Linked DNA regions of Homo sapiens: region 1 is linked to region 2. The links are chromatin contacts, found by Hi-C or POLR2A ChIA-PET in ENCODE. All regions are on one chromosome and are shown on one strand. Each heading gives the region's core, a stretch centred on a gene start or an enhancer-like site at or near the end of the contact. The rest is flanking DNA. Distances are from core to core; before and after follow the strand shown.

Region 1 (6,707 bases), core at 2,154-4,653, 2.1 Mb after region 2:
GGGTCTTAGTATCCTCACTACTTAGCACAGGGACTCATACACAATAAGTAGGCCACTGATAAACACTGGCTAGAAGAAAAAGAAAGGGGAAAGAAAAGGAGTAAGCAAAAATCTGGTGCATGGCTAGATTCCCCTTCCACCAAAGCAAGACTCCAACCCATCCGGGACTACCACAGAAAGCTGCAAGCCAGGGCATACCGACCGCAAGGCCCTTCAAAGTCCTCGCATGAGGTTTCTTCCCCCAGCATAATCCCAGAGTATATAAACAGGGACTCAAGGACTCAATAAACCCAACAAATATCCCTCCAGAGCTGACACTCACTGGGGCCCACCTTTACTTAAATAAACTAACATTTATAGATAAGATTTGAGAACAAACAGTGCTCTCTAAGATAAACCACTGGGGACAAACCAGGCTGACATTTTGTTCACATGTTTATTGGGAGGGAAGGAGTGTGTGAGCGTGTGTGTGTGTAGTCAAGTTTACCATATGCCTAATAATGAACATTTTTAGGCAGGGAATATTCTGACCTGGCCCTGCTCGTTTATCGTATCTTAAGTTTCTCTCAAGCCTTTAAAAATAATTTTTAATCCATCAAGACTCTTACATGTAAACAACATTTTTCTGATTATTTTTTTGTGGCTTGGGGAATTAAAACAAGGAACCGCAATGGGGACAAAACACTTCTTGGGATTCTGAAGCCATCATTAGCTTTACATTGTTAACCGAAATTTTTGTTGAGACCATTGTAGATTCACATGTGTTTATTAAGAAATAATACAGGGAAAATCTCTGTCCACCTTGCCCAATTTCCTCCAGTGGAAAGATTTTGCAAGCCTCTAGTGTAATTTCACAACCAGGATATTGACACTGATACAGTCCAACAATCTTATTCGTATTTCTAATTTTTATTACACTCATTTATGTGTATGCATCATTAGCTTTTTATTTGGAATAGTTTACATTATTGATCTGCTATCAGCCATTCCAATTTATAATTGTTAATATGCAACGGCTGATTTTTCAGCTCTTATGATGTACTAGGCATGGTGCTAAGAACTTGACACACATGATGTTAATCAATCCCCATAAGATTCTTGCTTCTTTCTTCTGGGAATAGAAACTCTGCCTCTCTCACTGGCTCACATCAAAGTGGCTTGTTCTCCTCTGGCCAAGGGGTAGGAACATGACCAGATGACACAAGGACAGTCCTTGGCAGACCCTGCTGAGCGTGTCCATCGGTTCTTTTTCCAAGATCCCCAAGTGGTCTGGTCCTCGACCTTTCTGAGACCTGGTTCGTTGTGCTTTCCTCCAGTTCCTTCCTAAACATTTCCTCTCTGCTTAAGTCAGCAGTGTGCATTTGTCTTGCCTGCAATCAAAGAAACCTGTCCAGAGAGTGGGTAGCATGTTATTATTCTTTATTTAGATGAGGAAGCAGGCTTAAAGAAGTTAAAGAACTTGCCCAAGGTCACTGTCTTGGTCAAAATTCTCCAGAGAAACAGAACCAATAGGATAGATGGATGGATGGATGGGATGGATGGGATGGACAGATGGAATCGATGCGATGGATGGGATGAATGGATGGGATGGACAGGATGGATAGATGGATGGATAGGATAGATGGGTGGGATGGATGGGATGGATGGATGAACGGACAGGATGGATAGGATGGATGGATGCATGGATAGATGAATGGATGGGATGATGGGATGGATGGGATGGATAGGAAGGATGGATGGATGGGATGGAGAGGATGGATGGGATGGATGGATAGGATGGATGGATAGGATGGGATGGATGGATATGATGGATAGATTGGATGGATGGATGGGATGATGGGATGAATGGATTGGATGGATGGATGGGATGGATACATGAATTGATGGGATGGATAGGATAGATGGATGAATGGGTGGGATGGATAGGACAGATGGATGGATGGGATGGATGCAATGGATGGATGGGATGGATAGGATGGATGGATGGGATGGATAGGATGGATGGATGGGATGATGGGATGGATAGAATGGATAGATGGTTGGATGAACAGGATTGATGGATGGATGGGATGGATAAATGGATGGATGGATTGGGTGGGATGGATAGATTGGATGGATGGATGAGATGGATGATGGATGGGATGAATGGATTAGATGGATGGGATGGATTGGATGGATGGATGGGATGGATGGATGGATGGACAGGATGGATGGGTGGATGGATGGGATGGATGGATGATGGATGGACTCAATGGATGGGATGGATGAGATGGATGGATTAGATGGATGGATGGATTAGATGGATGGATTGGACTGATGGATGGGATGGATGTATTGGAGAATGGATTAGATAGATGGATGGAATGGATGGGATGGATGGATGGATGGGAGAGGATTAATTATGGGAATTGGCTCATGCAGTTATGAAGAATAAGAAGGCCCATGATACGCTGTCTGCAAGCTGGAAAACTGGGGAAGTTGGTGGCATATCTCAGTCCAAGTTCAAAGGCCCGAACACCAAGGGAGCTGATGATGTAACTCTGTCTAAGGCCAAAGGTCTGAGGACCTGGGAGGCCAGAGTCTAAAGGCTGGAGACCTGGAGTTCTGATGTTCAACCAAGGGCAGGAGAAGATGAGTGTCCCAGCTCCAGAAGAGAAAGTGGGCAAATTCACTTTTCCTCTATTTTTGTTCTATCCAGGCCCTCAACTGACTGGATGGTGCCCACCCACATTGGGTTACGGGGGATCTTTCTTACTCAGTTCACCAATTCAAATGCTGATCTCTTCCAGAAACACCCTCCTCATGGATACATCCATACATAATGCTTTACCCGCTTTCTCGGTGTCTGTTAACCCAGTCAAGTTGACACCTAAATTAACCACCACAGTCACACAGCTATGAAGTGGTAGAACAGGGACACTGAGCAGGTTGCCTGGGTGCAGAGCTGATGCCTTAGCCCTGGCATACTGCCTCCTGCTCCTTGTAGAAAGGGACAAAGGTGGCACTTGCAACTTCATGGTCTTCTTTGGAATTTCTCTGGATGATTTTTCAACCATGCTCTGATATGTGCTCTCGAAACCCTGAAGTGACGTTCTATTATAGCTACTGTCACATAACAGGACATACCTGTTTAGGACTGTGGTTCACATTCCTGATGCCATTCCAGAAGGACTGTGCCAAAATATGCTTAGCACTCACTGATTTGAAGTATTCTTCCAAACCCACCCTTCCCTGAACCTCTCCCTGCAGGGTCCAGCACAGGAAATGGTTTCTGACCACTCTTGACATTTACTGCAATTTTTTTTTTTAAGACCGAAAGCGTGAGCATGCATATATTACACTTTCAAGTCACCATGATGCATTTCTCCAGCATTAGCTTGTGCTTTTACAACTGGTCTTCATCAAAGGTTTTTCATCTGCTCGCCAATGTGGCATGTGTCCTAATGACTCATGATGAGGAGTCGTTCCTTTTAGCATGATTTATGCTCGCTTATCATTCTCTTGTTCTCCAGAGGGGAAAGCTGCTCTACTGAATGAGCTCAGCCCACATAGAAATAGCCACTAAGCAGCTGTCTCTTCATGTTAAGAAAACTAGCTAATGGCAGTGTCCACGAATCATCCCACTTGAAGATTAGAACAAGACATCTGCTTCTCGTGTGGCAGAGCTTGGGCTAAGAGGGGGAACACCCACCCCCCAGAGAAAACCCTGCTCCTCTGACAGCTCCTGGACTCACTTTGCTTGAGCAGATCTTTGTGGGTTGGGTGGGGGGAGGGCTTCTGCTCTCCTCCTCATACTGTCCCACTCTTCCTCCCAGAGGGCTTGTAGGGACCAGGGCAGAGCCTGGGATAAGCAGGGAATGAGATGCGGTTCTTGCCTGGCCTGAGCTGGCACAGGCTCCATGAGAGAAGCCTCAAGGATGAGTGAGGTGAGCCCTAAGCCCTCCCCGTTTCTCTTCACTGGCAGGCCTGCCATGCCCCATCCTGTACCTGGAGTTGAGCAATTACAGCACAGGATGCTGAAGGCCAGACTTCCAGGGCGCTATGTCTCTGCCGGCTCACCCAGCCCAGTGCTATCTTCAGTCAGAGCCATTCAGTGGCCATCCTCCAAGGTCCTATGGCCCCTCTGCTACCCTTCCCCAGTCCCCTCCTGGGCAGCACTGTCCATCTTCCCAGCTCATCCCTTCCTTTCCCTTGGGAGGCTCCGGAGGTGTGTTCAGCTCTCAGCCATTAGAACAGGTTTGTAGCTTGGGGTCTGCAGGCAGCCTCCCTGGGTCTGCAGCCAGCTCTGGCACCTATCAGCTGCGTGACCTGGTGGGAGTCATTTGATAGGGCTGTGCCTCAGTTTCCTTGGCTGGAAGACAAGGACAGTAATGGCACATACCTTATAGGGTTGATGTGAGGAATAAACAAGATAATGCAGGTGAAAATGCCAAGCGCAAGTCATGTGCTCCCTCTGTGTCAGCTGTCGGCATTGTCACTGGCTCCAGGAAGAACCTGCGGTCTGGTCAGCTTCACCCCAGCAAGAGCAACTGACAACACTTCCTTCTCAGGATGCAGTCTTGGCCTCTTCCCCTGCGGATGCTCTCCTCATCTCCTCTTGCCTTGCTCACAGAGTCCACCTGCACAGGTGTGTTACTCAGCGTCAATTCCACACCCGGTCCAGGCGGGAGGCCCTTTCCTTGGCCCTCCTGAACTGCTGTTCTTCCTTCCTTCCTTCCCTAGGATCCAGAGCATCCATGGAGCCACCACCGTAGTGAGGACAAAGGCCACTGACCGCTCTGCTCACATGCTCCCAGGCCTCCTCTGAACTGTGCAACAGTCGCCATCGCTGGGGAGGCCCCTCTGTTTTGCAGGGGTTTCTTCACCTGTTCAGAAATTGCTTCAAGACAATAGGACTTAAGAGTGTACTGACAGCCTGGAACTGTCATTAGAACCATTAAAACGTCATCTCTCTTGACATAAACCATAATTAAGACAATTAGGGCACCATCTCTCTTCCCTGACATCAGTCCCCCTTTACAAACCACAGAAGTCTCATGTTCTGGCCATAGTTCGCCCCGGTCACCAGCCCCCGGTGGCATTTGGACAGGGGCCACCCTCGGAGCACGGCTTTCCTGCACCCGAAGTGGGGTCAGCTTGGACAGCTTTGGGGCATTCCTGTCGTGAGCCCATCTGCTGACTTGTCCTGCAATGCCACCCTCTGTGGGTTCCACACTAGCAGTCCCAGCTCCCAGTGGTGTCGCCGGCCAGCTGGCACTCAGGCTGATGTCAGGTGGTGATAAGTACAGGTTTCTTCCTGTCTTCCTTTTGCTACACTCAATGAAAGTTTGTGAGGCCTGAGAACTGAACAGACTCAGGTTTTGACTTACTTTGGGAAGTAAGAAACTGCTCCTTTTGTACCTCAAAAAGAAGCCTCAGGTGTGTGGCAATCTCAGATGGTGTCCCGAGTCCAGCTCTCGTTCGCATTCAGTCCCAGCTTCCTCCCCACGGCTCCACCTCACACACTCACCCTTAGAACGCAGCCCCTTCATGGCAGGAGGACTAGGAGGGTCCAATAAGGCAGTTTAAACATTGATGATGTCATCATGGCCATACTATTAAATTTTGTAAAAAGCAAACAGCAAAGGTTTCCAGGAAAACTGATTTTTAAATCCTAGCATTAAACAAAATAGTACAACCTCGCTTTATACTAATATCAAAACACACTTCCTCCTGCCCACGGAGGGTCCCTCCTGATGGGGACTTCGTCTTACCTTTCTTTGAATCCCCAACAAAGCACCTGGCTCCATGAGGGTTGTCTCCAGGACAACTGAATGATACTCTGAAGGGGGGATGGCAAAGCTAACTGGCCCCATTGCAGCTAGTCTCAGAGATGTCTGCACAGAGGCAGCAGACAGCCGAGGCACACGCCTGGTCATTATGGTGTTATCCTTCCCTCGCCTCTACCGGAGCCAGATCCAGCTAGTGCAGGCTGTCCAAGGGCCTTCGGCATCAGGAACGGTGCAGGGAAGGAGGTGGGTGCCCATGGGCATCTCGTCAGGGCACTTACCACCCAGCCAAAGGAATATCTTCACTCGCCCACCACGGCTGGTAGTTAGGACCAGCCAAGTCTGCCACGGTGGTGCTCAACCCTGTTGCTTCTGCAGATCACCTGGGACACTTAAGAAAAATACTTATGTCCAGGTAAAAGTAAATCAAATCACCCCCCTACCTGGCAACTTTGGTTTTTGCTCCAGGTGATTCTAATGTCCAAGCAGAACGAAAGCCATTGGTCTAAGATCTACCAATCACATTGTATGAATGAACGCTTAGTTTGTGAATGAATGGGTAAACATGAATGCAGAGTCCTATGGCTCTGTAACAGTAGAAGGCCAATGTATTAGGAAACAACTCTGGGTTTATGACCTGGACCCTTTGTTTTAGTTTCTAACTCTACCAACAACTACGGGATCTTGGGCAAGTGTCTAAACCTCCCTGCTCTTCCAGTCTCCATCTGTAAAATGGGTGACGTGGCCACAGTGATCTCTGAGGTCCCTTCATTCCCTCTGCATTGATAGAGGTTCTACTACCTTGAGCCGTCGCTGTGTGTCAGACTCTGGTCTGGGAGGTGGGGATTCAGCCCTGGGGCCTTCAGGAGCTTACCTTCCAGCAGACATCCTCACTTCCATCTACTTCCACTTAGAAAGTCTACAAATCCAGGAGTCTAC
Region 2 (5,936 bases), core at 418-2,917:
GTCTGCTTTCACACTAAAACAGCAGAGTTGTGTAGTCGTGACAGAGACTCTATGGCCTGCAAAGCCTAAAATTTTTACTATGTTTTCTGAACCCTGAACTGGGAAAACAAATGTAAAAGATCCATGAGTACCACAAAGCACTGCATAATATGAGGAATTCTAGCGACAGTTACGTTGTCCCTCATCCTGCCAGGACCTCACAAGAGTCTGCTGGGCCCCCTGGATAAAGTATCAACCATCCTAGTTGTGATTTTCCATGATGCCAAACTTCCAGGCCGTTTGCAAATACGAAATGGAGCTGATCAGTCCCGGTCCTGCCGGTTGTGAATATGACCTCTGCGGAGACTGTCTCGAGGTAGCACGAGCCCATGCCAAGATGAAAGGAGATGCAGTTGTTCACCCAGATGTTGTGCTCAGCACTTCACAACCATTATCTCATTAATCCTTTCAACAACTTAATGAGGCCCGTTCTGCTGCTGCCAAATTCTACTGAAACCAAGGCTTGAGGAGGGCTCTAGAGTTGAGTACCAGACAGCGCTGTGACGGATCCTGTGTCTGCAGACACCAGGCCTCCTGCCCTTCCTCCTTGGGCTAATGAACTTTTTCTAAATCATGCATTTAAGTCACTCACTCAGTTAATATTATGTTCATAATATGTGCAAAAGACTGCGCTAGGTGCTTTGGGGAACAGAAGCAATGATGAATAAGGTGCAACCCTTGCTTCAGGGACAGCACCATCTGGGGCGGATGATGACACAGATAAACACTCGAATGCGAGGTGGAAAGAAACTAGCTCTTTGTAGAGGTTCTTAGTGAGGACTGTGGCAGCAAAAAGATAAACATTCCAGAACTTTGCAGCTAAAAAGAATCTTAGAAATTATTCATGGGCCCGGTGCGGTGACTCACACCCATGATCCCAGCACTTTGGGAGGCCGGGGTGGGCAGATCACCTGAGGTCAGGGGTTTCGAGACCAGCCTGGCCAACATGGAGAAACCCCAACTCTACCAAAAAATACAAAATTAGCCGGGTGTGGTGGTGCATGCCTGTAATCCCAGCTACTGGGGAAGCTGAGGCAGGAGAATCGCTTGAACCCGGGAGGCGGAGGTTGCAGTGAGCCGAGATCATGCCATTGCACTCTAGCCTGGGCAACAAGAGCGAAACTCCATCTCAAAAAGAAAAAAATTATTCATGTTAGTTTGGTGGCAGAGACTGACAGCCGTGACCCTAACCCATTTCCCTGCTTCCTGTGGACAACCCCCCTCCGCAGCTAGCCGTGCAGTAGGAATGGCTGGTGACTGGGATAGAAGTGGGGGTGGTGTGCACTACTTTGGGCCTGGCCCATGGACACATTTCCACATAGTATGTTCCACACTCTCTCCCCTTCCAGCTCACCAGCATGGAGATGACCCCACTGAGACCATGGAGGTAGCTGAAGATGACACTGAAGATGACAGACACAAGACAGAGGAGGCAGGGTCATCTGATCATCACCTGGAAGCTGGCTGGCTGCTGGTGCATTTGCACGGATTGACACATGAATGAGAACAAACTTGGATCATGTTGAACAGTGAGATTTGAGGCATTGTTTGTTACAGGAGCCAGTGTTATCTAACACAATAGGATCCCAACTTTGGCTCACAACTAAAATCACGTGTGGACCTTCTTTGACATCTTAGGTCCCCTGAGATCCACCCCGGATGTCCTGGTTCAGTAGATCTCGTGTATGGTCTGGACATGCACATCTTGAAAAAGCATCCTAGGTGGTTCTGATACAAACTCTGATCACGATCCTCTGGTGTCTAGACAAACTTCCTCATTTTACAGACTTTACAGAAAATGAGACCCAGAAAGATCATCGTACCAGGTCACACAGCTAGGCAGGGGCAGAGAAGGAACCATAACCTGGTCTCCTAGCACTGCATAGATTCTATGACAGAGCTCCCTGTTCAGGAATTACATCTACAAGTTCCTTGTAGCATTCTTAAACCTCCAATGGCCCTGTTGGGAGGTTTGCCAAGGCGATGTCTTTTTGTTGATAGGGCTTAGATGCAACCAAGTTATGCAAAAATATTTTGAGAAAACTGTTAACTGATTTTGGAGGTCAAAACAGTATGTTCACGTGTTTATGCCTTTCCTGCTTACAACGCACTCTCCCCACCTTTCAGGTCATCGCAAATTCCCATTCTCTTTAAAACCCTTCCTGACTATTTACGCCCATGGTTGACATCTCCTTGGCACTTCAGTAGTCAGCAAATACACACACACACACACACACACCCCACATGCAGTCATACACCTACACACACACACTCATGCCCCCCAAACACACTCATACATCCCCACACAAATTCACACATATACCAACACACATTCACAATACACCCACACACAAACGCACACATACTCCAACACACACTCACATACACCCACACACAAACTCAAACATACTCCAACACACACATACCCAAACACACACATGCACCAACACACACACACTCACAAACACACATACACCAACATACACATGCACACACACACACCAACATACAAACTCATATATAACCCCCCACGCACATGCACTCACACTCCTACACACACATATACCAACACACACACACTCACACATATAACCCCTCCCCCACACATGCACTCCCACCCACACACCCACAAACACACTGACACACCAACACACACACACTGAGACATACACCAACACCCGCATACACATAAATCCACTCACACATACACTCACACATATAACACACCCACATACATGCACTCACATCCCCACAAACTGACACACCAATATACTCACACATACACCCTCATATACTGTCACACATACACTCCACACACTGACACATACACCAACATACAAACTCACACATATAACCCCCACACACGCACTCACACTCCCACACTCCCACACACACATACCAACACACACTCACACATATAACCCCTCCCCCCACATGCACATTCACACATACACTGACACATCCACCAACACACACTCACACATACACCCACACACACTCACACATACACCAATGCACACCATACATACACTCACACATATCACACACACACACACTTGCACTTCAGCCAGCATTGTTGGAGAATGTGCATCCAATGAAATCAACTATCCCAGACCAGTGATACACGTTTTTAAAATTCAACCACATTGATCAAAAACCTTGATAAAATGTTTTGTGCATTTCTTGGATTCTCACGTAATAGGATGACTGCAATTTTCTTGATAGTTTAAGATCACCACTAGGGGCATGAGCTAACATGAAGACACCTGCTCCATCGGAGGTGGCGCGTGAGGCTCTCAGCCCTGGGCCTCGCCGTGGGTCTTTTCTCTGGTTCATGCTGCTGTTGGTGGCTCTGTTGGTGAGGATGGAGGTGCTGCTGCTGCCACTCAATCCTTCATAGAAGAACAGATAATGAGGGAGGACCGAAGCTGCTCTGCCCACACAGTCAAATGCCAGGGTTTGCAGAACCCGACTTGGCTTCTCTCTGCAGCCCCAGATCCACTTCTCAAGTTTATTCTAGGTCCAGGTTTGCTTATTCTGATTTCTAGATTGGTGGAGTGTTAGGGTGTTCACATGTTGTACACTAACTTGTCCTTGTTGTACACTGACTAATCCTGGTTGTACACTAACTTTTCCTGGTTGTACACTTGTCCTGGTTGATATGCTCATTCGTCAAACCATCTCTGTACTGTTTCTCTCCAGTCTGTGCCTCCCACACTGAGCTGGGAGCCGCTGAGGGCTGATCGTATCTCAGAGTCTTCCCGTCCCTCTTCCCCTCCCCTCTCCACGCCTTGGCCCAGCACCCATTGTGTCTTGCCACACAGTAGGTATTTCTTAATACCCTTCAGCTTTCAGTTCCAGCCCAGGGCAAACATTGTCAGATTTTATGTTAACCTTTTTTTGAAAATCTGATCCTAGCTGCAAGTCAGTGAATAGCTAAGGCACAGCAGTCGCCTCTGGGAACATTATCCTCAATGAGAAGATTTAGATTCATTAGATTTCTGCCTTTAACAAGGAAAAAAATTTACCTAGGGGGCTCAGAAGAAAATTCCATTCCATATTTTAAAGTCGCAGCCTAGATTTTTAATTTCCTAATGGATTTATAACAGGAAAAAAATTACTCCTCAATATGGTATTCTTGCCAGACACCAAATCTATTCTCATTTTGAACTCACAGTTACAAAACCCTGGCCTTTCTTCAGCTACTGCACAGAGCCCATTTGTGGCAGCAGAACTTAGAGATGCATCTGGTCGTGCTCCACAGCAGCCTTTTCCCCAGGGTGAGCACGTGGGGCTCTTGGCTGGAGCCCTGTGATGCCTGTGGCCTGGGCCTTCCTGCAAGGTCCCTGTGGATGCCTTTTCCATGCACCCACGAGGACGCCAGACCTGAGCACTCTGGGATGGCAGCAGATACCAGAAGTGGGAGGTTTTGGAGCCTGAGGAAGGAGCCCAAGAGATGGCCTCACTCTACCCTCTGGTGAGGGATGAGGAACTGGAGACCGAGAGCAGATTTGAGGACAGCCTGGATGCAAGGCCAAGACCAGACGTCCAAGCTTGTCCCCTCCACCGCCTTCCACTCACCCAGTATGCCCTGAGCACCTTTTTGTGTGCAGGGGAGCAGCAGTCCTGGTCGCACTGTGCTCATGATCTAGCTCTCTACCTCCCTGTCTCACTGGGCTTATAGTCTAGCTCTCTGCTTCCCGGTCGCACTGGGCCCGTGGTCTAGCTCTCTGCCTCCTGGTTGTACTGGGCCCGTGGTCTAGCTCTCTGCCAACCCTGCCTGACGGTGGGGAGAACTTAAGCTGGCATTTTGTCTAAATGTTCGTAATTGGCACCTCAGAGCTGAGGTTTCTTTATCAGGAACGCCAGTGTGCCTCTGAGCTGTTGGATCCTCTAGACCTACGGGCAGCCCTTCTCCTGGGCCCCGGGCCTTGGGTCTTCCACAGAGCCCTGGCAGTTCCTCCGTCCCCACTGCATGAGGTGCTGGCCTCAACTCTAAAGGAAGATCAACTCTAAAGGAAGCTCACTGCCTGGGTCAGGGTGTCGGGAAGGCAGCTTCCCCTCCACTCCCAGTTCTGACCCTCCCTGGCCCTGGGGCCTTGGGCTTCAGTTTTCTCATGCACCCTTCACGGGTTGCACTGGATAAGCCTAGAAGAGTTTTCCAGATCCGATGCTCAGGACATCATCGAGAGGATGACAACAGGGGCAGTTGGCCCAACCAAGGGGGTGCAGGCTTCCAGACGCACCAGATCAGAACGTGAGTGAGTCTCGGTTTCTGGCTTGTAGACCAGGAGACTGGGAGGGAGAAATGAACTGGGTCAAGCCCACGGTTGGTGCAGCAAGTCCAGCACAGGTGCTCAGTGAGCGGCCCAGGGATCTGTTAACCCTGCTGTCCATGGGTCCCTCCTACCAGGGTCCTACCAGGCACCCCTTCTAAGCAGGCCCTCCTGCTGGCGGGGAGTGGCCTGGCCCCCTGGGGCATCACCAGCCCTGCAGCCTCCCCTGGTCCCTGAGAGACCTGAGGGACCCTGGCCCCAGGGAACCTGAATCTCCTTAGACAAGCCCCGGCCATCAGGGTTTCCTTTGGAGTAGGCGGCAGCCCCTGTGATGACCCCGTGGGCAAGACCGGGCTTGCCTCACCCTACCTGGGCCTCACCCAGGAGGCCCCCTGAGCAGCAGTGGGACCCTGGGGGAGGGGTGGCGCAGCTGCCTACAGAAATGAACTGTTTATTCAGTCTGCAGTCCATGCTCACCGGGGCCTCCAACCCCACCCCACCCCCTCCAGCCGCTCTGGCCTAGGAAGGATCATCCCTCCCCAACCCCCCATCCACTCAACCCTGAGCGGCCCCTGGAAGATTCCACAGCCATCAGCCTCCCAGCCGCTCCTCCTGTTAGCA

What was found. A loop is a pair of places that touch in the nucleus more often than their neighbours do. ChIA-PET counts read pairs that join two places held with the same protein, here RNA polymerase II (POLR2A).
Region 1: a loop to region 2 is called in a map of posterior vena cava, with 24 times the contacts of the local background. The contact joins two enhancer-like sites. A Hi-C loop is called at or near these places in 1 of 168 maps with a recorded cell type or tissue (posterior vena cava). POLR2A ChIA-PET finds 5 or more read pairs at or near these places in 1 of 52 experiments (naive thymus-derived CD4-positive, alpha-beta T cell).

Annotation. Positions count from the first base shown.
Region 1 is chr10:126,249,933-126,256,639 of GRCh38, forward strand. All of the region lies in intron 3 of ADAM12 (ADAM metallopeptidase domain 12), which reads right to left. Among named protein-coding and RNA genes, the nearest start is that of ADAM12, 140 kb to the right of the region's middle. Within about 2 kb of position 3,404, at least 4 of the 41 ENCODE cell types and tissues checked have a DNase peak (open chromatin) inside an H3K27ac peak, as active enhancers do.
Region 2 is chr10:124,122,549-124,128,484 of GRCh38, forward strand. No RefSeq gene overlaps it. Among named protein-coding and RNA genes, the nearest start is that of CHST15, 32 kb to the left of the region's middle. Within about 2 kb of position 1,668, at least 2 of the 41 ENCODE cell types and tissues checked have a DNase peak (open chromatin) inside an H3K27ac peak, as active enhancers do.